Linked DNA regions of Homo sapiens: regions 1, 3, 4 and 5 are each linked to region 2. A link is a loop called in an ENCODE intact Hi-C map of the cell type or tissue named here. Cell type or tissue: B cell. All regions are shown on one strand. Region 1 overlaps EXOC2 (exocyst complex component 2). Region 2 holds the start of IRF4 (interferon regulatory factor 4). Region 3 overlaps DUSP22 (dual specificity phosphatase 22). Region 4 overlaps FOXF2-DT (FOXF2 divergent transcript). Region 5 overlaps LIRIL2R (lincRNA regulator of IL2RA).

Region 1 (5,000 bases), 97 kb before region 2:
GAATTTGTGATGTGATAAAGTTTATGTCAAGGCCACTTTGTAACACAATGTAAATGAAAGGGGTTTAATATAATTTTTTCATTTACTACTGACAAATCTTAGTCTTATAATACAGCAGAGTATGACATACTTCTTAAAGCAAAAGAGGATAAGAACTGAGTCTTAGTCTGTTCATAGCAGACTCTGAAGGACAGCTCAAGTGCTGTAAATATCAGTATAAGAGGAAGCCTTGTGGTTTCTCTGCAAAATTTTGTAGTGGAAATTTGATAATTTTTAGCTGTTTTGAATGAAAGTCAGGATTTCCTACCATTGAAATATCAGTAGGTGAAGTGAAGCAGAACTACTGTTTGTCTGTGCAAAATTGTTTACTACGTGGGCAACATTACCTAGGAAATACTGGGTTATAGTGTTGATGTGCCTGAGAAGCCAAGTCGTATGCAAATGAAATGTTTGAGGACACTGTAATATGCTTACTCACTCATTTCCAGCATCTGATAACATGGCTTGCTGTCATTCTGTCAGCTTTGCAACTGAAAATACGTTTTCCATTTTTTCCTAACCAATGAAGTTAGCCTTTCATTCCCGTCGGTCACAGCTCACCAGCAGCCATTTTTAGTGGGCCATGTTCACTGTTGAGCCACACCTTTTCCCAGCCATCGTTTGTCTGTACAACATACTAACAGGATGGAAAGCACCCAGCCCATGTTGGATGTGTGCACACTTCATGCAAATGCCTACCCTCTTCCTGCTGACTTAGTTTTAGAGTATAAGGTACTCATCTATAGAGGAAGTTTAAAATATTCTAGGCAAGCTTTTGAGGGTGTTAAATGAGAAAATGTGCCAAATCACTTTTTAATTTTCAGTACCCTGCCAATAATATGTAGTATGTTTATCATTATTGTCATACTGTCAAAACAATTACATCACATTTCTTTCAATTAATCAAAAAGAGGTTCATAAGAAACAAGCTGATGGTGGAGGTAGCGGCAGTGGCTTCCACACCAGGAAAGAGGCCGCTGAATGTGGGAAGGGACCCGAGTGCGCCAAGCCACCCGTCCCACACCCCACCGCGCCCTCCCGGGAGCAGCTGGAGATGCCCAGCACCGGGTTTTATGACTCTGTTGGAACTTTTCAGTCTTTCTCTCTGTTGCTGTGACACTTGCCCCTGATTTGAGGAATATTGCTCAAAAACGTATTTCCTGGTAGATTGAGGATGTTTTTACAATATAAAAGCAACGACCCCCTAAAGTCAAGAATTGCAGTATTTCTTCACCTTAACCAATCATAAGAGAGATAAAAGAACTGTTCCTTTGTGAATGGTACAAGTTAATTACCACAGTCTCCCCTATGATGCTTTTCATTTGGTTTGGTAATTTTTCTAATACTTTCTCCTTGTAAAAGCTAAACATCCCACAGTTTTCTTTTTAAAATTCTTTCCTTTTACCTTCATGTAAAGAACTTACATTGAATTTTTAAAGCATCTATATAGCTCTCCATTTTTCTACAAGTTTTAAGTAGACTGTAATTATTACAAGACATTGGCTGTAGATCAGGCCCTGTGCAGGCCAAATACTGTAAACACCCCACTGTGTCATCTTTCAGAAGGTCATCCCCATTTCTTAGAGTAACTGGATTATCCCCAGCTGCTTGTTTTGAAAAGACTCCTTTTAAATTAAACATGTTCACATTAAGCTCTCCTCTATCACTAGCATCCTTTCGAAGATGTTTTTCCTTTAGCTTTTCAAGTAGCGTTTCATTTCCTATTTGAGTTTTTCTGACCCCGTTGCTACAAAGCCTCCACCTGGTAGCTACACCTTCGCTTTTACTTTTACTTTTTCTATTGTTTTTCACTTTTACTTTTTCTCATATTTCCTTGCTTCACTGGCTTTTATTGGCTTCTCAATAATTAAGGGATGCTTAAGAATTTGTCAGCAGTTCTCCTGTGCAAGGCTTCAACTTCAGTGTGGCTGTTTGTGTTTCAGGTCAAGTTTTAAGCAGGCTTTGGAAGCCCTGCCCCAGCTTTCCAGTGGAGCAGATAAAAAGTAAGTCCTGTGTGCTGTTCTTAGGAGCCAGTTGAATGTGCTCAACAAGGTTTTGTTTCCTAAAATACCTTTTAAAAATAATGATTTGGATTCTAGGAAGAGCAGAATCCAAATAAGAATCAGAATAAGCAGATATACCTACTTAATAGCGTTAGTAGGTACATCTCGTCACCTGTAACTTGCATGTCTTCTGAGTGACAGAATAAGGTAAGACCTTTCTTCTGGGTTTAGGAGAATTTAGAAGTTGGCTCTCGTTTCAAGTGACTGGTATAGAAAAGGTCTTAAGAAAGCTATCTATGACTTATTCAGTAAACTGTATTAGTAGCATACATAAGAAGTAATGGAAAAAAGAAGACAGCATAGTAAAATGCAGGAGTCGGTGATTTTTTTTTTAATTTTTGAGTAATTCAGTAGTATTTATTTTGTGTTCTATAAAATACAAAATGTTATGAAAGTAGATGTGCACATATGGCATAATAAAGTTTTATATATACATATATATTTCATTAGACCACACTGATGATCTCAACCTGAATTTAAACTTTACTACTCATAGAACAGGAAACGGACCTAAGAGAAAATCTAGGCCAGGTAAATTTCATAAATGCCCAGGCTCCCCCGAGCTGAGGCAGTCTTCATTCCTTCACCACCCGCCCTGCACGTGGCTGCCGGGCCCATAGACAGGCACATGTGGTGCACTGACTGAAATGCTGGCACCGTGAATGCAGTGCAGACTCAGTGCAGGGCAGAGAGATCACATAGGCTGGGCCATGGGGGGGAGCTGTCACATGGCATCGACGCACAGAGCAGGCAGCAGACCAGCCCTTCCACCATCAGTCCCCGGGGGCATCGCCGCCCCGCCCCGCACGCATCCCACGTGGGCACATGGCAGCTGTGCAGACAGTGCCTGCACAATCAGCCCTTTCTTCCTTTTTCTTGCTGCTTCTCTAACTTCCATCCTCTATTTGAATTGGTTCCAAACCCTGTTCATTTCTTTAAAATAAATATGATAAAAGATTGAAACAGTCACTGCTACGTTTCATATGTGGAACAGGGCTCAAAAGGTAGTGTGTCACGAACAATACACACCCTGAAATGGCCCCAGGTCAGGACTATATTTTAGATTTGCTGTGGGGATAGCATTCTAATATTGAACATTGTTAAACCGTGAAATAATCTCTTGACCTCAGTACTGTTAAACCCAGTTCTTGGTTGCTGCATCCAAACCAGGAAAACTCTAAGATCCTTCCTAGCTTTAAAAATTAGATGACTTGGGCCGGGCGCAGTGGCTCATGCCTGTAATCCCAGCACTTTGGGAGGCTGAGGTGGGCGGATCACGACTTCAGGAAATCAAGACCATCCTGGCCAACATGGTAAAACCCCGTCTCTACTAAAAATACAAAAATTAGCCGGGTGTGGTGGCGGGCACCTGTAGTTTCAGCTACTCAGGAGGCTGAGGCAGGAGAATTGCTTGAATCCGGGAGGTGGAGGTTGCAGTGAGCCGAAATCGCGCCACTGCACTCCAGCCTGGGCGACAGAGCAAAACTCCATCTGAAAAAAAGAAAAAAAATTAGATGACTGTATCACATCAGTTGGGGAAACAGATTGCGATATCAGGCAGCAAAGCGATTTGCCTAGTGGAATTAGCCCCTAACCCTGCTTGCCCTGGTGGTTAACTCACTGCTTTCGCTCCCCACTCTCTAATACCTGTTAATACAAAATGAGAGGAAGGGAAAGTCAGCAGTGGCTGCTGGGAGATGGGGTTAGGGAAGAGGCTGACTAGAGGGGCAGCAGGGGAAAGGGTGCAGCCATGCCACGTGCTGTAGCCTGTTACACTCCGGTATGGCTTTGCCAGCGTTCATAGAACCATCTAACAAAAAGTGAATTTGAAGGTGTGTAAATTATTTTAGAGTTGAATTTCTAAAAAAGAATAGGCCCAAACATCAGTCTGTATTAGGGAGGAATCTAATCTTGGGAGGGGATAGGAAGGAGATGTTTCTGTACAAACATAAATACGTTATCAGTATATCCTATTTGATCAACTTCTTTGATGTGTTTCTTTTGCTGAGTTAAGGATCCATAGGTAGAACTTTTCAGCTGCCTTCTCCACACAGCAAGCCCAGGCAGAGCCGGGCACTGGCTCCCCTGGTGTTTTCTTGCGTTGCTAGGCCGCCCCATCTGTCGGGCTGTAAAACAAGTGTCTCCGTCCTGCAGGTTACTGGAAGAGCTCCTGAACAAGTTCAAGAGTAGCATGCACTTGCAGCTCACCTGTTTCCAAGCAGCTTCTTCAACCATGATGAAAACATAAATATCTGCCACATAAAAGAAGTCCAGGAAAATAACACGTAATAAGACTGTTCACTCTCTAAGTACCCTAAAGGTATTTGGTGTATTAAACATTGGGTTTGCCATTTTTCTCTTTTTTCTTCCTCTGACTTCGAAAATTGTTGGTATACATTTCAACCAAAATGACCTCATTTGAAATGCCCAGGAAGTATTTGTTTTGCCATTCTTACTAGATCAGATCCTGTATGACTTTAAAATACATTTTAAAATATATTTTGCATCTCAGCAGAAGGTTGAGTGCTGCAGGAAGAGCTGCTTCTGCAGGGAGTTTTCTGGAATGGCGTGGCACATATTGAAGCATTTCTCAGTGTCCCGTTCACGGAAGCGCAGGCAGCTCCCACGACACACGGAGAGACTGACTGATACGAGATTTGGAAAGCTATGTAGACATCTTTGGAGCTCTTACTGTCCTAAACTGTACAGCTGTGCTTAAAACCCTCATTTCATATAAATGGCCTTAAGTTTTCTAATTCAAGCGGGTTTTTGGAAAAATTTATGGTCTCCATTAAAATACATATTACAACTGGGGTAGATTATTTGTGGTCCAGGTGTCTGTGATTTAACTTTGCGTTTTGCTATCTGATTTTTATTTTTCACAGGGCTAAGCATGAG
Region 2 (5,000 bases):
AGGAATCTTGAAATTGTATTTCTAAAAGAAAGAATGGCGCATAGGTCCTTCAGATTTACACCGTTGCTCAGAACGTAAACTGAAAGACCCCAGCTATGCTCTAGGAAAATGATTTTCCATCTTGGACCCTATCACTGCCAAGTTGAAGACACATTTTCTGGGTATTTATAACCGGTAGAGTGAGATGCGGAGGTTCCTTGAGGGGGCTCTACCCACCCAGTGTCTGAGTGAGCTTGCCTAGGACTAAGGACAGCTGTGGTGTGAGCTGTCACCCACAGGAGACATCTGGATGGCAGCACAGCTGAGGCACTCTGAGAGCAAATTGAGACCAAATTCCCGGAGGAAGTCCCCTTCCCCTGCTCTGCCCACAGGTGGGGGCTGGGCCCAGACACGTAGTTCTCTGGGTAAACTGCCTTAGGGGAGAACAATCGTAACAACGACACACGTGTGTGCACTCGCGCAAAGGGCAAGGGAGACAGCTCTAGACAGAGGCCCTGAGTTCCACTGCGATGGGGGAAAGAGAGAGACAGAGACACACAAAGAGAAAGACAGAGGTGGGAGTACCCGCAGAGAGCTAGCAGGAGCGAGAAGAGAGGCTGACCTCAGGAAAAACATGGAGAGAGAGAGACTCAGAGAGAAAAGCAGCGAAAAGAGAAACAGAGACGCGGTGAGAGACGAAAACAGCCGCCGGCACAGGCGCGGACGCACGGAGAGGGCGAGGGGGACCCACGGACGGAGGCGGCAGACGGGAGCCCGGAGGAAGGGCGGGAGGCTTGCGTGGAAACGAGAACGCACGGACGAACGCGCAAAACCCCTCAAGCCTTTGGCCGCCCTTCCCCGGGCCCGGCCGGGCCTTCAGCGGTTTCCCTGCAGCCTCCACGCGCCCAGGACCCGGCTCCCGGCCCCCGCGGTCCCGCTGAGAGCCGAGGCCTCCTTTCCTCCTCCTGCGGCTCCGGCGACGCCACCTGATGCCTCCGCCGCCCGCCCGTCCGCCCCGCGCGGTCCCCTGGGCTCGCCTCGGAGGCGGCGCCGGGGACCCCGGGCTCTGTCTCTGGGCCCTCCCCGGCGCGCCCCCGCCGGCTCCCGAGGCCGGAGACCTTGAAGAGCGCGGCGTCCTCCTCGCGGTTGTAGTCCTGCTTGCCCGCGTGCTTCCAGGGGATGCGGAAGATGCTCTTCTCCTCGTTCTCCCACACCAGCCCGGGGTACTTGCCGCTGTCGATCTGGTCGATCAGCCACTGGCGGAGCTTCCCGTTGCCGCAGCTCACCGCGCTCATGCCGAACTCTCCGCCTCGGCCGCCGCCCTCCAGGTTCATGCCCCGCGTGCCGTCCGCGCCCGCGCCCGGGGTCCTCCGCCCGCTCTGCTCTGCACTGCGGGGAGAAGAGCTGCCCTTCAGCCACGAGGCACCGCACTCCGGGCACCCCGCCCCGATCCCCTGCGCCAGTGACCACGAGGCCCCGGAGTCTTTGAGGCTGCGAAGCGCGCGCGTGCCGTGTCAGGGTCGTCCGGGCCCCCGGAAGAAGGCACCTTCGCGGCCGGCCCGGGCGCATCCCCTGGGCGGGCACAGCCGTCCGCCTTCCGAGCTCGGCCCCCGCGAAGGCTCCTACCCGCCTGCTCTCCTGTAACGCACCCGCAGCCCAAAGGCTCCCGACACGCGCCGCTCGTCTTGCACCCTCTCTCCCCACCCAGCCGCCACCCCTCCTGGCCCTCCTTCCGCACTCACTCGCAGCTCTCGCTTGCCTTCGCTCACTCCCAACCCGCTTCTCGCCCCTTCCCCGCGACTCTGTCAGTTTCCACTCCCCTGGCGGCCTCCACGCGCGGAGGACCTCGCCTGCGGCCGGGCGTTCCAGGGGCGCAGCCCCGGGTTCCTCCACCCTCCGCTTTCTCTGCTCGCATCCAGACCCTTCGCCCCGAATAGGACCCCTATCCCTGCCCAGCTAGCGCGCACTAAGTGGGCTCTGCAAACGACAAGTGGCGCAGACGCGGGGGCTGCAGCCCCAGTACGGGGGATTCCGCGCGCAGAGCGTCCGCCGGACCCCGGAGCAGGCCCGGGAGAGCGGAGGCGGGGAGGGCGCGGGAGAGGGCGACGACAGCTGCGGAGCCTGGGAGGCAGGGACCGCGCCAGGCCGGCTAGGCCACCGCACGCAAGGCTCGGAGCGACCCAAATGTGGAGCTCCTCCTCCTCCTGCGCCAGCGGGTGAGCACCGCGCCGGAGGCCGCCGTGAGCTTGGGCCCCTTAGGAACGAAGAGCAGGGGAAGGAGCCTCGGATTGGGGTCCACAGGGCCGGGCCTGTTTCTCGCAGGCAGTTGTGCCGTCTTGTGTGGGTGCCTTGGACGGCCCCGCCTCAGCCACTCCTGGGGCCCCGACAGTCCGGTTAGCTCATCCCGTCCAGCTTGTGGCGACCCCGTCGCAGGAGCGCGGAGGGCAGGCGGGGAGGCTCGGGCAGAGCCAAGGAGGCGGGCCTTGGAGCCCAAACCAGCGCCTCCGGCTCAGCGCAGATGGGGTGGGAGTCGGAGCTCCAGGACGGGGCGCGCTCCCTTCCCGCTCCGAAGCCGGGGTACCCTGCGCTGCCCTGGAGGTCGAACCTCTGGTTCGCGCTCCGGGTCCTCTCTGGTATCAGCCTCACACCCCTCCTCCTGCCCGACTCCAGCCCTTACCTCGCCCTGGACTCGGAGCTGAGGGCAGCGGTGGGTCCCAAGATCGAGCGGTGAAACTGAGAGTGCGAGGTGGGAAAGAGGAACTTTATAGAACTCTCTGGGGCGGGGCCTGGGGCGGGGCGGGGCGCCGAGGCCTGTGGGGGCCGGGGGTTGGACTGGGGAGAGGGACTTTGCAAGCCGAGAGCCGGGGCCGGCCGGGCGGGCGAGCCTCAGGGCCGGCGTGAAGGCTGGGGGCTGCCGCGGCCGGGGTGGGGTTCCCGCGCCCTTGGCGACCCTCCGCGCGCCGCGCCCGGAGAGCGCACCTCCAGCCGGGCGCGCGCCGCTTCGGGGACTGTCACTGGGGCCGTTTCCCGCGAAGGGCGAGGTGCGAAATGCGAATCTCGCCTTTGCGCCAGGACCTCAGGAGGCCAGTCAATCACTAAACTGCAGCGATGTGGCCAGGGCGGGAAATGGGGGGCGTGTAGTAGCGGGAATCTGGTGCGAAGGGGACTTCGCTTTGCAGAGCGTGTAACGGAAGACGGAGGAATGGTCCAAAGAGAACTGGAGGTGGAGGTTGCGGGAGCACCCTCGGCAAGGCCATCACCGGGAACCCTGCCTCTCCGCGGTGTTTAGAGAACATCGCACTCACTAAAAAGAAAATAGGAAATGGCCCAGCTCCCTTGAGCTATTAAGCTTGATTCAAATACTGTCTCTGCGTGTCTGACATGCTTACATCCTTTTGCATCTATTAGGCTGGTGAATTGAAGTGACTCAGACAATGCCCCGGCCCCGAAGTTTTAATTATCTTAGCATGAAAGAGATGGGGGCGGGGAGAGGCTCCCTAAGGATCCAAGTGCTTAATCACTTCCAGACTTCAGTTCACCTTAAAATGATGTCGTTTTAACCTCAACCTGGAGGAAAGCAGTTTACCAGTGGGGTATAAAAGCCCAAAATAGGCCAGGCGCTGTGGCTCAAGCCTGTAATCCCAGCACTTTGGGAGGCCGAGGCGGTGGATCGCCTGAGGTCAGGAGTTCGAGACCAGCCTGGCCAACACGGTGAAACCCCATCTCTACTAAAAATACAAAAATTAGCCGGGCGTGGCCCCAGCTACTTGAGAGGACGAGCCACGAGAATCGCTTGAACCCGGGAGGCTGAAGTTGCAGTGAGCCGAGGTGGGCGACAGAGCAAGACTCCATCTCAAAATAAATAAATAAAAGCCCAAAATAGGAATAATACTTAAGTGGACCAGGGATTTTACATACTTTTCCAAGATGTCCTTAATCGCAAAATTAACCCCCTGAGCTTTCACCCGTTGAGCTTTCGATCGTCTGAGATGCTGAGTATGTGCATTTACTTCGCATTTTCAGGTAAACCATCAGATCTCTGGTTTCTATATGATTTTAGACCACCACCACCGTAGGTCAACCTGCAACTTTTGAAAAGCTTTTGATTTCACTTATTTCTCAGTTTTTGTTTTAATCTTATATATTGGGTCAATGTCTCCTAACCAAAGAAGAATCTATGTTTAGGCTAGAGCAAAACAGGTAGTGAGGTATGGATAGGTATGCTTTTCCTAAAACCAACAGACGTTCTCAGAAATTAACAGGATGCCATTTTTTATTTCACCCAAGTAAGTTTTCCATTACCAAAGTCTATGTAATAAACAACAGGGTTTTGTTCACAAAAAGTTCTGGTCACAACCTGTTTTTCTTCCTTTCCTTTCACAGATTTATTCACTTGACAAATGTATTTTGAGCACCTGCTACTTGTCAGGAACCGTCCTAGGCACTTGGAACACATCAGTGAACAAAGCAAAGATCGTTGCCTTCTTGTTGCATTATATTTTAATCAGTGTTACCTTTCCCTCAAACGTTCACAAACATACCAGAGAGGAGTTTGCTGAGGACAAAAAATGGCAAATGAGAGCTTTTTGCACTTTCGTATACGTGTCCTCTGCACCGGGTTTAGTCATTTTCAACATACCCTCCCCTCACTCATCCACATCCTCTGCTTTTAGTTCAGAACAACAGTCGTTGTGTGAAACTCTGAGCCTTCACACCACTACCTTGTTTTTAAATGTAATTGCTAATCTTCAACGCCATCTTCTGGTTTACTCATTTGCCATATTGATCCACTAGAAGTTATTTTTCTTAATGATGATGTGAATACAAGTAATAAAACATTTTAATCACTAAAACTCCGGATGGCCTCATTACCCGTCAGGGAGGCAGTGAACAGGTAGCAGCTGGCAGTGGTGACCAAGGACTTTTATATCTTAGTCACGATTGAAACAAAAAACGGCAAAGGTTCTCAAATTGAAAAGCTTCCCCACCAAACTCCCACCCCCTCCACACACTGAGACTTG
Region 3 (5,000 bases), 55 kb after region 2:
GAAAAAAAAAATCTGTAATTACTTGCTTCATGATGTCAAAGTACAAAATGCCAATGTAATATATATTAAAGCAAGATGAGTAAATATAAGTTAATATGCATCTAACCATTCACTTTCAAAACATATTAATACTCTTTACTTGAATAGACAGAAAATATAATCATATTTCCAGAAATGCCTAGTGTTCATAAAAAACACTTTCACTTATATCATCTCACCTAATACTATAAAAAACCCTGTGAGATAGGCATTTTACAGATGAGAGAAGAGAGGTTAAAATGACTTTTCTAAGAAATCCCAGAGAGAAAGCAAAAGCAAGTGAGTATTTCCAAAGCCCTTAATTCACTAACCCATACCACGCTGGCCACTTGGGGAACACGCAGTGTGTGCATTTGATACAAACTCTAGGACGCCTCTAATCATGACAAAATCATGCAAAACACACCACAGTAGGTCTGTGGGGTTATTACAACTCTGAGAACTTGAACTTTTACATTTCCTGACTTGGCAAGGCTAGCTGGTTGGGGAACTGAGCTGAAATTCTAACATGTTAATGTTATCTCAAACTAGGTTTCTGCATTTTAAGTTCCTGGAAGATCAGAGAGGGAGATTTGAGAGGATAGAGGCCAAGACAGAAAACTGACCTTTCCGGGCAGTCTGCAGCAACTGAATGTCAAGTGACAACAGCTAGTCTCAAAGGTCACACATCTCTTACTAAGCATAACTTGCCAGAATTCCTGTTCGTGCAGGGATTTGTGGGGAAAAATTTAAGATATAGAGTGTTAAATTACATCAAAGCTGGCATTCATTTTTAAAATCTGTACTTAAGTTTAAAACAATGAGCAACATAGTTTTCCAGAATTTATTTTATCATTGAATAGAGAAACTCTGAAGCACCGAGAATTTTTTAAGTGGCTAAAGAGCTACTATTTCAAATTGTTTAGGTCCTGCAGAACACAGTTTCCAAGTGACAGGTAAGACTTCTTTTGCTTTTGTTAACTAGAGAAATACGAATATTTGTCGTCTGACCATCCTCATTGGTTGATGATACAGAAAGCAAAAGTTGATTGTCAGCACCTGATACTTGGTAATAAACACCTTAATAAATACCCCGAGAGAGGTAGGTGTTCTGCCTGCCAACTTGAGGGGAATCATTTGATTACATGGTGAAAATATGCTCACCATTAAAAAGTACACTATGCCTTCCAGTAGAACACTTGTAACAGGTAAAAAGAAACTCAAGCTATTTCATCGCCTGCCTCTTAACAAGCTGAGTCACTCAAAGTTCCGAAGTCAGCTCCACCATTTCCACATAACTTTAGTACAGCAAGCAATATTTACAGTCATGGACATATGTGTGTCGAAGCCTTACTTATTCACAAGATTTGCTGTTACTAATGGGTTAAAAATAAACGTTTCCCCCAAAAATCACACAAGAGCATGACTCCCAACAGCAGAGTGTCCACTTTTCCCCACCTTTTCATGAGCTACGGTCCTGACTTCCTTTTTCAGCTGAAACAGAAGTCTTACTGTCGTAGCTTCACTGGAGAGTGCAGCACGGCGCATCCTCCACTCACAAGCCCCAGACACGGCACTGCCACACCTACCTAACCCCTAAGCCCACCCACGTTTCTAGTTTGCCTTTGTAACTCTTTGTCATCCAGATACATCAAAGGCCAAGAGCCAGTCATCCAGCCAAAGAAAGAGTTACAAAAGCAAACCATAAACTTAACAGGACCTCTTCACATATTTGGGATAGGAGAGAACTAATTAAAAGGGTAGGAGGAGGTGAGGGGTGAAAAATTGCTTAAAGAGTAAAACGTTCACTATTCGGGTGACGGATGCGCTAAAAGTCCAGACTTTGCCATTAAGCCTTATATCCATGTAACAAAATTGCACCTGCAACCCCTAAATCTATACGTATTTTAAAAAGAAAAAGTATGGGCTAGTCCTTCAGCACCAAAGGTGACTGGAATTAGGCTGGTTTTGACAGATGATCTGAACTGACCCACGAGACCTAGAACTCAGAGAAGAAGCTGGCATATCTCTGTCTCCCCTGTCCCTCCATGTCAGCAGGTCTCTCAAGTAACTGAAGCAGGCTTCCTGGGCACCAAAACTTGTTATTGCAACTACCTTTTCTGTAACTCTCAAGATACATTAATATACGCTGAGTGAAAACAGACTCAGTTTTACAAGTGCTCAGAGTTCGCAGAAAACACCTTCACATACATGCCCTTGCCTCCAAAAACCCTGAGGGCAGGCATTTTCAGATGGGAGAATGGAGGTGTAGATGGGTTAAAATGACCTGCCCAAGGTAGGTGTAACTGGCTTTACAGTTGAGATTTTCTAACATCTACGCCTACTACTTACTTGTCTATAGTGCAAGGGGTCACTCCACGCTTAAATCAGGTCACTGTCACAGACAAGAGAGCACTCAGCTCCTAGCAAAGCTGAGAAGCACTGGGGACAGCTCAAGGACAGGTAGCCACCTGCACTGACAGCAGATGTCCAGAGCCCAGAGTGGGTCACATCTGAGTTTTTCTTCTAAAGAATCAAATTGCCAATCAGGTACTGACAAGTTCAACAGCATGTCAGAATCTCGGTTTGAGATAAGAGCAAAGCAACCATTCTAAAAATAGCCACCAAAACATGGGCAGAAGATTGCTATGGTCTTCAGAGAAAGGCAGTGGCTCACTTCCTTCCGTGTGCACCATGCCTTCCAACCACTTCTGTTTCTTGACACGACTAGTAACCAAGGAAGTTCTCTAATGCTGCTTCTCCTCCTTCCAGGCCTAGAGTGCTACTCTGTTTTCCTAGGAAAATCCCCCCTCCACCATCCTCAATCTTAAACGTTCACCTTTCTGTGAAATATCAAGAGTGCATGTGGAAACACAGCCCCTGGGGAGCACACAGTGGCTCCAGCTTCCCACCTCCCGTTCCCCTCCTGATCTACCACCTCACTTTTCCCATGTCAACCCATCTTACTCCAGCTCTATTTTTTTTCCCAAAAAGGTAGATCTCACAAAATTATCGCATAACCTGTGATTTCTCTGCTCTGCCCCAGTGAAGGCTCAAGGTCGGCTGATGGCCAGCGTTCAATAACTCCCAGAGTGGTGGCACACCTAGGGTCCTGAACATTGGGGCACATGGTCTGCACTCCTGATCCATAGGGTGTGCGTGCACCAGTGCTTGGGGCATAAAAGGGGAATCCAGACGAGCCTGAGGACTCCCAAATTCACAAACTTCACCACAGCCTACAACTTCCCTGTGACATGCAGTAACACACAGTTCTAGGAGGGTTGCTGTGTCTTTGACCTGTGGCATATAGCACTGGGCCAACCTGAGAATCAGAGGCCAGACTCAGTGGCATGGGATGCTAAGTACTTTACTTCCAGCCCCAGCCTTTCAGCCTGCACAAGTCAGATGTGTGCTTCAGGAAAACTGTAATCTACTCCACATCATGATATTTCCAGGTCCCTTCTATACAGCCAAGACGGACTGCTAAAGCTGTAGCTGCCACGGGTCCCCAGAGCCCTATCCCTTATCTTGCCAAAACCTAATCCTATCTGTCTCCACGGGATTTCTTCAATATGGAAAAGGGAACAATTATGAATCTCTCTATAGGTGCAGAGTTAAAATAACATCAAAGGTTTATTCTGCTATGAAGAAATAGAGGACTGGACTTTCCTAAGCCACAACGACCTATTCATTCCACTCCGCCAGGCTTTAGCCAGCATGCTGCCCCATAAGGCAGCCGCCAGCCTCCTGGGGTTCTCAAGCCCTGGAAACACAGCTGGTCTGAACGGAGATGTGCCAAGTATGAAACAGCACGCCAGAGCCCCCAGACTTCGTATGAAAGAAGGACATAAACTTGCTCATTAATTTTTTATATTGAGTACATATCAAAATAATATTTTAGATACACTGGATTAAGTAAAATATATTATTAGAATTAATGTTGTCTGTTTCTGTTTGCTGTTTAAAATGTGGCTCCTAGAAAATTTAAAACTGCCCATTTGTGGCTCACTATCTATTTCTATTGGACAGCGCTGCTTTAGACAGAACCCAACAAATCCTTCACGGTTTTATTTCTAGAGGAAAGATGAGCATACTAAAGGTTTAAGGTATCCTTTGTAAACATCAGACCCTTCTTGTGGACAGCCCATGAGTCTCTCTGCATAATGGAAGGACCAGTCAACCACAAGGAGCCTCCTGCCACAGCTCATCCCAGCCTGCCTAGCGTTGGCCTCTGTAGGCTCACAGCCTCTTCCCTGGCAGGGTCAGCAAGGGTCCCGTGAGCTCTGACAACTTCACAGTCTTCTACTTCTCTGACTTTACCATCCTCTATTCATTTTTTTAAATGTCTCCAAATAATACAGAAATAAGAAACTTACAGGTTTTGAGATGGTGAATCCGCTGCTGGGATGCACAGGTATTTAACTCCCTGCAGAATAATAAAAAGTAAATACATAAAAATAAAAACATGAAACTCAGTGGAGAAAAGTATTTAAGGAACTATTTACACAGGTCAAAAAATAAAAAAATAAAAAGGAGAAGTTTTTCACTCATCTTTTGTTGCCAAGGAACTGCAGAAAAACTAATTAAAGTTCCTGGTTATTTTCCGTGACCATGCGTACAAATAATCCTGCTTTGGTTTGCAAACAGCCTGTAGGTTTAGGCAAAATTCAAAGGGCACATCAAAAAAGTGAAATAGTTGAGTACTTTTCAGTAAGTTTCAACTACTTTCAAAACCAGCATCTCAGATGTTAGTTTATATATTCCAAATTTTTTATATATTTCATTTAGGATTCTGAATGTTCAAAAAGGAAGCACTGTTCGTAAGTAAAAACCTTAACAAGAGTGAAAACTATAATGTCACATTACAGCTTTCTACATCAATTTTAGTACCATGACAGCTACAATTTCACTGACGCACCAATACGAGCTTTACCCTGGGGATAATTTGTTTTATTTTGCTTGCTTTTCAGGACAATAAAGGT
Region 4 (5,000 bases), 990 kb before region 2:
AGGCAGAGAGAAGGGGCTTAGGTTGGAACAGAGTCGGTCTGCGTCTCCCAACGGGGGAAGAAGGGGGGGCACCCAGCGGCTAAAGAAAATAAGTCAGGAAGCCTGTACCGCAAGTATTCCTGGAAGCAAGTGTGGGTGCCGGTGGCCCTCAGCATGTTAACTTTTCGCCCACTGATGCTGCTGGAAGGGACGTCCCCATGCTTTAGGTCGCAGGACAGAGCTTGCAGATGCCTTGGAAACCGGTAGGAGCCAAGCTGCGTCCTGGGAGACCCCCGAGCTCTGCACACCTTCCCTCCGCCCTCCCGGCTGTGGCAACGCTCGGGGGTCGTTTAGGGGTCCGCGTGCCTTTTGCTCCGCGGCCCCCGGCCTCGGATCCCCTCCTCCCGCCCGCCTTCCCAGGCTGGGGAGAAAGATGGCTAGGCCGCGCACACACGCTGGGCAGGGTTGGAGGGGCCGCGGGGCCCACCCAGGAGGCGCCCGCGGGGCCTGAAGAGGTCACTCCGGGCACTGCACGCGGGAGGGTGCGCGCCGAGGGCTACGGAAGACACCAGCCAAAGGCGCCCGGAGGTCGCCAGGCCGCGCCTGCGATGCCCTCCAACCGAGACCAGAGGCTGGCCGGCTGCGGCCGCGCGGGGAAGCGCCCTGGAGGTCCCAACCCAGCCCGGGCAGGGCTTTCTTCTCCCGTCTGGCTGGTCTCCTCCCCGCTGCCCTCCCTTCCCCCAAATAAATAAATATTTCCGAGGGCGGCGAACTCGGCGGGGCGCCGGGTCCTGAGCGCCTGGGCGATAGATGAACTTCCTGGCGCATCAAAACTCCCCTCTCGTCCTCCCCGCCGAGCTCAGGATATGGGGCGCGCTCGCTTCTCTTCAGAAAAGGAAACGTAGCTCTTCCAAAAATATAAATCAGCTCTGACGTCCAAATATTTCTTTTGTCCTCCAGCATCCTCTGTGGGGATAAATAAAACGTGCTCGGCGCCCAGAGGCCGACTAGGGACCTCAGGGCGCCCCGACGCCGCCTCCGAGAAGCTGCTTTGGGGAGCCCCCCAACCCCACCCCTCCCCGCAGCCTGGCCAAAGGCCCCGGGCCCCGGATGCGGCCTGACCTTCGGGCGGGCTGCGGCGGCGGGAGGGAGGGACACAAGCCCTCCGCGGAACCCCGGCGGCCTGCGAAGGCGAAAGGCGCCCGAGGCCGACCCAGTCGGGGAGGGGAGCTCGTTCGCGATGGGCCAAGAGAGGCCGGGGAAGCTCCGGGCGCGCCCTAGATGAGTTTGGGCCCCCAGGCTGCCTCTCCAGGCCGAGCTGTGCCAGGGAACCTACGCCCCCTCCCCTTCATTTCCGTCGGAGTTTCTGACCCCAGGGCAGCCTCCTCCTCGTGGGGACCCAGAGTAGTTCAAGTTTGGAGCACGGAGGGCCCCGACTGCGTCTTTTCCCAGCCGAGGCTGAGGCCGAGGCTGCTGCTCCTCCAGAAGCCAGTCGGCTTTGCGGCCTCAGAGGACACCACTGGCCTGGGGCGTGGCCCTCGAGGCTCTCCGCCCGTCAGACCTGGGGTCGGCTTGAGCCAGGTGACCCTTTCCAGCACCCCTGCCTCCCAACTCCCGCCTCCACCTTGGGGGAGGTGGACAGGTTTTCTGTAGCGGCTTGGAAATCTATGCCAAGGTAAACCACATGCACGAGGGTGGTTGAGATGCAGGGTTCTACAGGGGCTGAAGGGAGATCCTCCTAGGGGAGCACGGTGGCTGGAGGCGTGTCCGCACCTCCACTCCCCTTCCTGCTCCCCTGACTCCAAGGCGCTGAGAGCCCACGGGCCTTTCTGCTGCCCTCCTTTCCCAAGAAATCGCCCCATGGCACCCACGCGGCCAGTCTGCAAGGCTTTGGGGGTCAAACGGCCCAGGCAAGGAGAAATCTCCATCTGCTCAGGGGGAGCTCATCCTCCCCTCACGCCCTGTGCCCCACACCGAGGACTGTGTTCCAGGCCTGGGGCCTCGGGGCTGCGCGGCGGGGGCTGGTCTCCAGCCGCCCCTTCTCTCCAGGGGGGTCTTTATTGATGAGCTGCCTCGAAAACCCCCACCCAGAACGTCCCAGAAGGGTTTAGACAATCCATCACCCACCACTTCAAGGATGCTTCCTCCCTTTCAAACACAATCCTCGCACACCAGACGGGCTGCGGTGGGGAGGGGCGCGCACTTGAAAAGAGAACAGCTACATAATCAACGTCAAAGCCGTCCCGCAACCTTTCGGAAACAGGGACTTGGGCCAAAAATCCCTCAGGATGATTTACGGGGGCCCCCTCGCCCTCTCCGCCTGCCTCCACGTGACTCTGGCCCGCGCCCGCACGGCAGCCGCACACCCTGCCCCGTGCCAGGCAGCCCCGGGCCCCTCCGCGGGGAGTTCGTGTTTTAGGAGAAAGTGCTTTTTTCTCTTGGGGCCCGGGGGAAAAGGGGTCTCGGCCTGGCCAGAGAGTGCTTTGGTGGCTTGGTCGCGGTATCCTCGTGGGTGAACTGCGAAGGCCGGGCCTGGCCTCTTGGAGTCGTCCCACGCAAGTCACCTTCCCTCCCGCCAGAGCCCCGGGATTGCGCGGTGCGGGCTGCGCCTCCCTCTCCCCTCCGCGCTGCGCCTCCCTCTCCCCTCCGCGCTGCGCCTCCCTCTCCCCTCCGCGCTGCGCCTCCCTCTCCCCTCCGCGCGGGAGCGGGAAGAAGCCGCAGTTCCTCCGGCTTCCGCGGGGTGGCGCCAGGCTCTCGGGAATCGCGGCCCGCGGGGCTGCCCGGCGCGGCCGTCACCTGCTCGCGGCTCCCGGCGCCCCGCGACCCGTGGCCCCGCAACCCCTGCAGCCGAGGCCGGCCGGTGTGTGACCCGCAGGCGGGCAGGCTTCTGCAGCATCGCCTGTCTCGCGCTCGGCTGGCCCGCTTAGGGCACGTCCCGCGTTCCCGCCCTACCCTACCCGGACCCGCAAGAAGAGGGGGCAGCCGAGTCGCGCGTGGGCACCTCTCCGCGGGACGCAAGCGTCTTTAGGCTTTGCTGAAGAAACGATCATTCAGTTCCGTTATTTGGTTCTCTGAAGCAAGGGACGGGGGCTCTGTGTCTTCATTTGTAAGTTGTCCCGGAGCTCCTGGAGGTGCCCTGCGGTTTGGTGGAAAACAAGCAAATCAACAAATCATCCCACCCGCCCGCCCTTGGAGAAGCTGGATTCGGCCGACTCTGCGCGGCGTCAGCATTCTGTCCCTGAGGAAGTACCTCGTCTTTCGGTGGCTACAGGGACAGAAAGACAGCGATTTTTAAAAATTGTGATTTTTCATTTCTTTTAGCTTCTTAAGAACACCCTTGCAGCTGTCTAAACTCGTCCTGGTAGAAGTCTGCAAGACAGGAAGGAGCTTGAGGGGTCGTTGTGGGGCCGGCTTGATACAAAGGGGAGGCACCAGGTGGATCGGGGCGTCTCAGCCGGGGCTGCAGGATCTTTTTATATTTGTTATTACGAAAAAAGTTTCATAGTATACCAACGTGGAGCGAGTATACGCTCTCATACGCCCATCACCTACATGTAACAGTTACCAAGGTTTTGCCACACTTGCTTCATTCATCTTTCTGTTTTCATTTCTTGCTGAAATATTTTAGAGGAAATCTAGACATCATGTTTTAAAAGCGCACTTTGTAACTCCTCTCCACATCTCCGGTTCTAGCTCTCATACCTAAGATTACATTTTGGCATATGCACGCACACCTTCCCATGAGGAATTTCAAAATAGGGCTGAGACATTGTTGTGGATGTGTATTTTACAAACAGAACTCTCCATTTCCCCAGGTGACTTACAGCTCTGAGTTTCTTGGCTTTCTTCTGGCTGCTGGATCTCCAGAAAGGCTGGCAAATGTTCCCTCCCCCACTCTCACTGCAGGCCGGGTACACGCAGTGGCTGTAAACGGTGAAAAGGAGTGCTGTTTCCTTCAGTCACCAGAGTTAATCCCAGGATGCCTTCCATATATGCCCGACAACATAATGTATCACAAGAGCACGTGTCCTTTGAAAATATCTGCAGGTATGCATTGTCCATGTGCACCGTACAACAGTTTCCAAATCATTTTTTTCCTGACAGTGGCTAGCTGTGGAAGAATTTTTCATATCATCTGAAAGTGCCTGAGGGAGAATTTCAGACTAGGCTGGAGAGGTGAAGGAGTCATGGGGAGTGGACCACGGAGCATGGGAGATAAGTTTGGCTTTATATCCAGCCCCCTGCCCCGAGGACTCCGTACACATATTTCACAAATAGTTGTTTATTGATTTATTTGTTGTTTTTGCCCCCCAACAATCCATGTTGTGCTCTTAGCATTTCCCTCACCCCCAACGCCACCCTGCACAGATGAGTGGCGATGCGGTGGTCACATTGCCCTCGTTTACAGTCTGAGAAGTGCACCTGCTCCTGATTACCTTAAGTCACTTAATAATGTTTCTGGGCTTGTTTCTGTTTTATGGTAAAATGGGGATCAGGAAAACAAAAGTAAGAAAAAATGATGCCCCCTCCCACAGTTATTATAAAGGTGAAATAACGGTTATAAAAAGGTATTAACATTCTGACATACACACATTTATAGTTATTTTTGGTTCAATCCAATAAAAACACTTTAGTTTTAAGGCACCCTCTAAGTTTCACGGTACTTGGGATCTCTCATTCCCTGGGTAATCTCTCATAGGCGGATTTGGGTTTGTCTTTAATGAGGAAAATATGGGTCCATTGTCTACAAGTGTGAGCCTGCCTATGAGGACCGGGGTCCCTGGTCTCCGGGTGTTTTCGGGCTGTGGGTTGGTTCTCTAGGGCTCCACTGCAAAGAGGGAGCTCTGGGAGAGGGAGAAGGAGAGGGGATGTTTCCCTTGGTTGGACCTCGAGGTTGGTTCCTCCAGGTATATCAGATTCCTTTGCAGCACTGGGGGTCCAGCCACAGACAGCCGGTCTGCATTCGAGGAGTCTTCTGCCCCCGAAATCCCATCCGGCAGAACGTGAAAGTGCAGTGGAAA
Region 5 (5,000 bases), 200 kb after region 2:
TGGCCAATGACCTTCCATTGCTAAAGGAAATCAGGAAGCTCATAGGTTATGGTGCTCCTGAGCCAGTTTTCACACCACACTGCACTCTGGCTGGGGCTAAGTCCTTGCCCTCCCGCGGCACTTTGAGACAATGAATCATTCCCTTGTTGGGTGGGGAGGCACAGGTGGGTCCCTATCCAGGGATCATGACCAAACACACCCAGGCACCTGATGGCTGCCCCCAGCCCTCCCTGAAGAGCTCAATCACTCCTGTGGAGGTGGAGCTCAACAACACAACACTTCTCTGAAAAGAACTTTGGGCCTCAGGGCATGAGGGGGGTGTGTGATGTCATGGGGGCTTCTGGGCCCCTTTTCTGTTCTAGTGAACCAGAGAAGGTGATTGTGGCATCTCAGACCCCCAAGGAAGGGGGAGGCAGGGTGCAGCCACACAAACAAACAGTGAGCAAGTTCCCTGCGGGTTCAGAGCCCTGGCCTTGGCACCATCATTCACTCTGTAATCATTGAGTTGGTCCCCAGATCTTCCGCTGATTCAACGCTCATGTATTAACCTCCTGTCCATCTCAGTCGTGTGCTGGGCGAGGACCAGGACACAGGGAAGCCCAGTCACAGCCCCGAGGCACGAGACAGCAAAATCACTAAGCACAGAGCTATCAGGCCTCTGTTGCAGCGCTGGTAAAGCTCTAAGAAAGCACAGTTAAGCATCAGGAGGGTGTCACTGAAGAAGGGAGACTTAGGTTGAACTCCAGCTGGGACTCAGATGTGAGCAGTTGCCATGAGGCTCCTGAGAACTGTCTAGCTCCTGAGTGTGGTTCCCTCCCAGGTAGGACGGGAGGGGTTCAGGGGAGGCAGAGGCTTCTGACTTGCCTTCCACAGTGCTAGGGAGCCAATGTCTGTCCTTGAGCAACCATAGCAATGTAACAAAACTGGTTCTTTATGGTTTGGGGACTGCAGCACTTTGCAGAGGATTGGCTGGGGAAAGACAGGTCAGTAGACAGAGGCCCCCTGGAGGTGAAGGTGCAGGCTGGGGAGTGGGCGTGGGAGATACAGGGAGGCTTGGCTAAGGCTGGCATTAGGGAGCAGGAAGACACAAAGCTCTGTCTCAGGCTTCTTGCTTGGGTGTTGTTCTGGGTTGAATCCTGATTCTCTTTTCCTCGAAAAAGAAAGTTTCTATGTTGAAGTTCAAAGCAGTTCTTGAAAATGTGACCTTATTTGGAGACAGTGTCTTTACAGAAGTAATCAAGTAAAAATGAAGCGTTAGGGTGGGCCTTAATCCAATATGACTGGTGTCCTTACGGAAAGGAGAAATTTGGAGACATGGACACACACGGAGAACATGTGAAGATGAAGGCAGAGATGGCAAACACAAAGATGGCTAGCAAACCACTAGAAGCCCTCAGAGGCTCCAACTCCGCCAGCACCTTGCTCGCAAACTTCTTGCCTCCAGAACCGTGAAAGTATAAAGTTTCCGAGATCTTAGGCCCCCTGGTTTGTGGTTCTTTACAGCTCTGACAAACACACACAGATGCCTATGAAAGGGTGATGGCCTCAGAGGGCTAGGGGCTGGGGAAGCCAGCCGGTTTGAAGAAGAGAGCTTGTGTGGGGTGGGACCTGCTGAGGAGGGGTCCAGCTTGGAATGTGGGAGTTGTCAGGAACCCCTGATTGGAGCCAAGGAACCTCCTGGCACAAAGCAGTGAGTTACCAGTCTCAGGGGACACTTAAAATTGGAGCTGGCAAGGGGAAGGATTAACAAAGGTGGCAGAAAACAGTCACAGAGGTAGGACAGGGCAGAAAAAAAAACAAAAAAAACAGTCACAGAAGCAACGAGAAGAAACTGTTGAGAGGGTTGAAACCCTGGGGACAAAGCAAGTGGGAGCAGGCCGCCCCGTTGCTGTTGAACGCCCCGGGAGTTCCAGTCCAACCGGGAGGTTTGCCTCCCCACTCCGAAGGAGAGGGGGCTGCCCAGGGGGAAAGGACTGGCCTTCAGAGTGAAAGGAGATTTTCAGCTATTTGTTATTTTGGCCATTGTCCTAGGGCAGGGGCCGTTTCTGAAGTTTTATGTGGAGACTGAATTTAAATCCAGCCACTGAGCTGAAGAGAACAAGATGTACTTTTTTGCTTTCTCTCTTTTACTCTTAGAAACTTCATGATGATCAACCACACCTCACATTTGCTTCATTCAGTCTATGGACCAGGAAGAATTTTCTGTGACACATTCAGGTTCTTACTCATTTACAGAGTCACAGATCTGTCAGCCTGGGAACCGGCCCCCAAATGGAAGACCTAGGCAGTTCTGATGGGTCCATCTGCAAGGTATGTTTTGCAAAGGGCCCCTTTACGTTGAATTCCCTTTCCCTGAAACATGGCAGGGGAGGAAGAAGACACACACAAAAACCCTGTGTTCTGAAATAACAGGAATTCAGTGACAGGCCTCAGAGGCTTGTTGTGTCCTTCAAAAGTCATCCTCAGAGGTAGGGCCATGTCAATGTGAGAATCTGTATTCAAATGAGGAAGCCACCTTACCCATGAGGGCCCTTGTGCTGAATTTTATGGAAAGATCTGGAAGTGTTGCCCACACTCAGGTACTATTAGCAAGTGTGGGGTTCATCCGTACATCAAATAAGGGAAGCTGATGTAGAGATGAACCCGTGCCTGCTGATTGGTAGGATTCGGATCTGCAGGATTATATGTGTGACGCTTAGGAGTTGGGTACAACTTTGTTAAAACAGAAACATTTTCTCACCACACCAAAGAGGCTGTGGCAAGGCCTGCTTCTCCCACAATCATCTGGCTCCCTCTAGCGGGTCCCTGGCCACTGGACAGTGAGGTGGAGACTATGGTCTCGCCCACGCTAGCTGACCGACCCATCTGTCAACTCCAGCCCAGAGCTGTGGGGAAAGGAGTCGGGGAACCACCTGGAGGCTGAAATTCGGATGGAGCCCTCAGCTCTCAGGCACCCTCCTTCGTGAAGCCTTCCCAAGTCTCCCTGTGGTTTATCACACGCTTATGTGTGTTGATGTATCAGGCACATATTGCCTAAGAATTCACGTACGTCTGTCTTTTTCTCTAGACCATGAATAACTTGAGTATATATTTTTTCTGTGTTCATTTTTGTTTTCTTGGCACCTAGTACAGTGCCTGGGACAATAGTGTTAAAAAATAAGTGTTTAGGCCCAGCGCGGTGGCTCACGCCTGTAATCCCAGCACTTTGGGAGGCCGAGGCGGGCGGATCATGAGGTCAGGAGTTCAAGAGCATCCTGGCTAATATGGTGAAACCCCATCTCTACTAAAAAAAACATACAAAAAAAAGTAGCCGGGCGCAGTGGCAGGTGCCTGTAGTCCCAGCTACTCGGGAGGCTGAGGCAGGAGAATGGCGTGAACCCAGGAGGCGGAGCTTGCAGTGAGCCGAGATCGCACCACTGCACTCCAGCCTGGGCGACAGAGTGAGACCCCGTCTCAAAAAAAAAAAAGTGTTTATTGACTTAGTAAGGAAATAAAATGCCAGCTAATTCAGGCTCCTGTGCTCCATATACAAATAAAGGGCTGGCACTGCCAAAGTTAATCTATACAACAGTGGCTAAGCTCTTATTTCTAAGGATGCAGATATTGGGGGATATGAACCTTTCATAATGCACATATTTTGACAGAGTTAAAGCCTTAAGTTTTCTGGAAGAAATAAAATGTTAACTGGATCACTACACTTTTAACTTCCATAATCAAAATATAAAATCCTATAAACACATGGCAGGAAGGTTTTGATGTGTGACTTACTGGGAAAGCCCAGGGGTCTAGGGTGGCCAAGGGCAAGGGGAAGAAATTCGGGGCAAGGAAGCACTGACTGTCCATGTCTGATGGGGACTGAACATGCTCTTGTCTTTCAAGGGGAGTCACAGAAGTGTGTGATGAGGAGAGGAAGAGATACAACAGATGTCTTATGAGAAGCAGAGGGAGGACCTCAAGAGACTGCCTGGCCCAGTCCCTCACTAGGCGTAAGAAACAAACTCACCCATCCAAACCCGAAGAATGGACTCAGAGACCCAGAGAACAGCGAAAGTGAGATTTTTAATAAACAGTCAGTCTTGCAAAATCGGGTGTCTGACGGACAGGCACACCCAGCAGTTTCAACAAGCAATTTGTCCACTAGTGTGCAGGCTCCTCCCCCAGTTTCCCACAGGCTGAGTACTATGGGGTCACAACCTTCCTGGACGTCACCTATTGATTGTTAGGCAGGGGCTTTAGGTGTTTTTGTTTGTTTGTTTGTTTTTAGGGTTGTCTTGCTGCATTTTGTCACAGCCCACAATGCATTGCAATCCTAGTCAGCTCAGGGGCTCTTCAAGTATTTCACTTACGACCTAAGTAGCTGGGCTGGCTGATAAGAACAGACAAAGGGAGCTATTTTGCAGGCTAGTAGTAAGCTTTCATTTTAGACTAAACTTCTTCGGTTCTGGTGAAGGCAACTAATGGGGGGTAAGCGGGGAAAGGGGGAGGCCTACAAGCAGGCATCAGCTATCCAAGCAGGGGCCTCGAATATCCTGTTTCTTCTGTAGTCTGCTGACCTAAGCCAATTTAAGGCACTTTGTCTTGGAAATGCAACACTGTATACATTATGTCCTTCACTGGTGAAAATGAGAGGGGCTGTGACTGACTCAGTCCCATAGTCACAGGCACCGGAACAGTCCCCAGCCTGCCCCTTGACTCAGAGCCCCCATCTCCAAACTGTGCCTCAGATTTGGGAGCACTAACGCGATAACTTTGACTTCTTTTGTGCTGTAGTGACCAGCCTTCTGAAAGTGCCCAGAAATTCTCTCTGAAGTGTGTTTGAGGCCATGGGACGGAGGGAAGTGGCCTTTTAGCAGTACTGGGCAGGCAGAATTGGCAAGAGTAATTGGAAAGCTAAGGTACCTCAGCAGCAAGAGGTCTGGGACCACAGAAGCAGGTCAGGAAGCTGTTTTGGGGCCACTACGACCTTTGGATGTGGACTTTGCTTTCAGGCTTACACAGTG

Evidence for each region. Hi-C counts contacts between places; a loop is a spot of excess contacts. Peaks named below come from ENCODE experiments on the same cell type or tissue, not always from the same donor. Only the 100,000 strongest peaks of a DNase experiment are listed, where the experiment ranks them.
Region 1: a loop joins it to region 2, with 5 times the contacts of the local background. A loop is called at or near these places in 8 of 110 quality-filtered maps.
Region 3: a loop joins it to region 2, with 2.1 times the contacts of the local background. A loop is called at or near these places in 4 of 110 quality-filtered maps.
Region 4: a loop joins it to region 2, with 15 times the contacts of the local background. A loop is called at or near these places in 5 of 110 quality-filtered maps.
Region 5: it touches region 2 in a loop (7-fold over the local background); 33 of 110 quality-filtered maps call a loop at or near these places.

What each region holds. Positions count from the first base shown.
Region 1 is chr6:486,021-491,020 of GRCh38, reverse strand. It overlaps EXOC2 (exocyst complex component 2), which reads left to right. Exons shown (of 28, transcript NM_018303.6): 27 at 1,983-2,042; 28 at 4,257-5,000. The coding sequence ends at 4,350. Among named protein-coding and RNA genes, the nearest start is that of IRF4, 97 kb to the right of the region's middle. In B cell, no CTCF peak of the experiment used is centred here; DNase peaks (open chromatin) are centred at 570, 1,810 and 2,860; H3K4me3 peaks cover 259 bases; H3K27ac peaks cover 2,767 bases.
Region 2 is chr6:389,466-394,465 of GRCh38, reverse strand. IRF4 (interferon regulatory factor 4) reads right to left here and starts at 2,714. Exons shown (of 9, transcript NM_002460.4): 1 at 2,657-2,714; 2 at 1,098-1,368. The coding sequence starts at 1,313. RefSeq lists enhancers at 298-347, 388-497, 4,695-4,744 and silencers at 748-807, 848-1,027, 1,328-1,377, 1,558-1,667, 1,778-1,827 and 3 more. In B cell, no CTCF peak of the experiment used is centred here; DNase peaks (open chromatin) are centred at 1,475, 2,735, 3,135, 3,245 and 3 weaker places; H3K4me3 peaks cover 3,660 bases; H3K27ac peaks cover 3,199 bases.
Region 3 is chr6:334,558-339,557 of GRCh38, reverse strand. DUSP22 (dual specificity phosphatase 22) reads right to left here. Exons shown (of 7, transcript NM_001286555.3): 4 at 4,395-4,444. Among named protein-coding and RNA genes, the nearest start is that of DUSP22, 45 kb to the right of the region's middle. RefSeq lists a silencer at 359-558. In B cell, no CTCF peak of the experiment used is centred here; DNase peaks (open chromatin) are centred at 476, 1,547 and 2,667; H3K4me3 peaks cover 3,245 bases; H3K27ac peaks cover 3,742 bases.
Region 4 is chr6:1,379,712-1,384,711 of GRCh38, reverse strand. The region is part of intron 1 of FOXF2-DT (FOXF2 divergent transcript); the gene reads left to right. Among named protein-coding and RNA genes, the nearest start is that of FOXF2-DT, 7.2 kb to the left of the region's middle. RefSeq lists enhancers at 1-162, 163-942 and silencers at 2,615-2,664, 2,775-2,874. In B cell, CTCF peaks have their summits at 2,536 and 2,736 (motif pointing right); DNase peaks (open chromatin) are centred at 681, 2,911, 3,761, 3,931 and 3 weaker places; H3K4me3 peaks cover 339 bases; H3K27me3 peaks cover 4,734 bases.
Region 5 is chr6:186,786-191,785 of GRCh38, reverse strand. LIRIL2R (lincRNA regulator of IL2RA) reads right to left here. Exons shown (of 2, transcript XR_926349.3): 2 at 4,040-5,000. It overlaps LINC03066 (long intergenic non-protein coding RNA 3066), which reads left to right. Exons shown (of 8, transcript NR_126020.1): 3 at 2,137-2,310; 4 at 3,880-4,050. Among named protein-coding and RNA genes, the nearest start is that of LIRIL2R, 8.9 kb to the right of the region's middle. RefSeq lists an enhancer at 2,418-2,477. In B cell, CTCF peaks have their summits at 1,070 and 2,793 (motif pointing left); DNase peaks (open chromatin) are centred at 1,674, 2,795 and 4,039.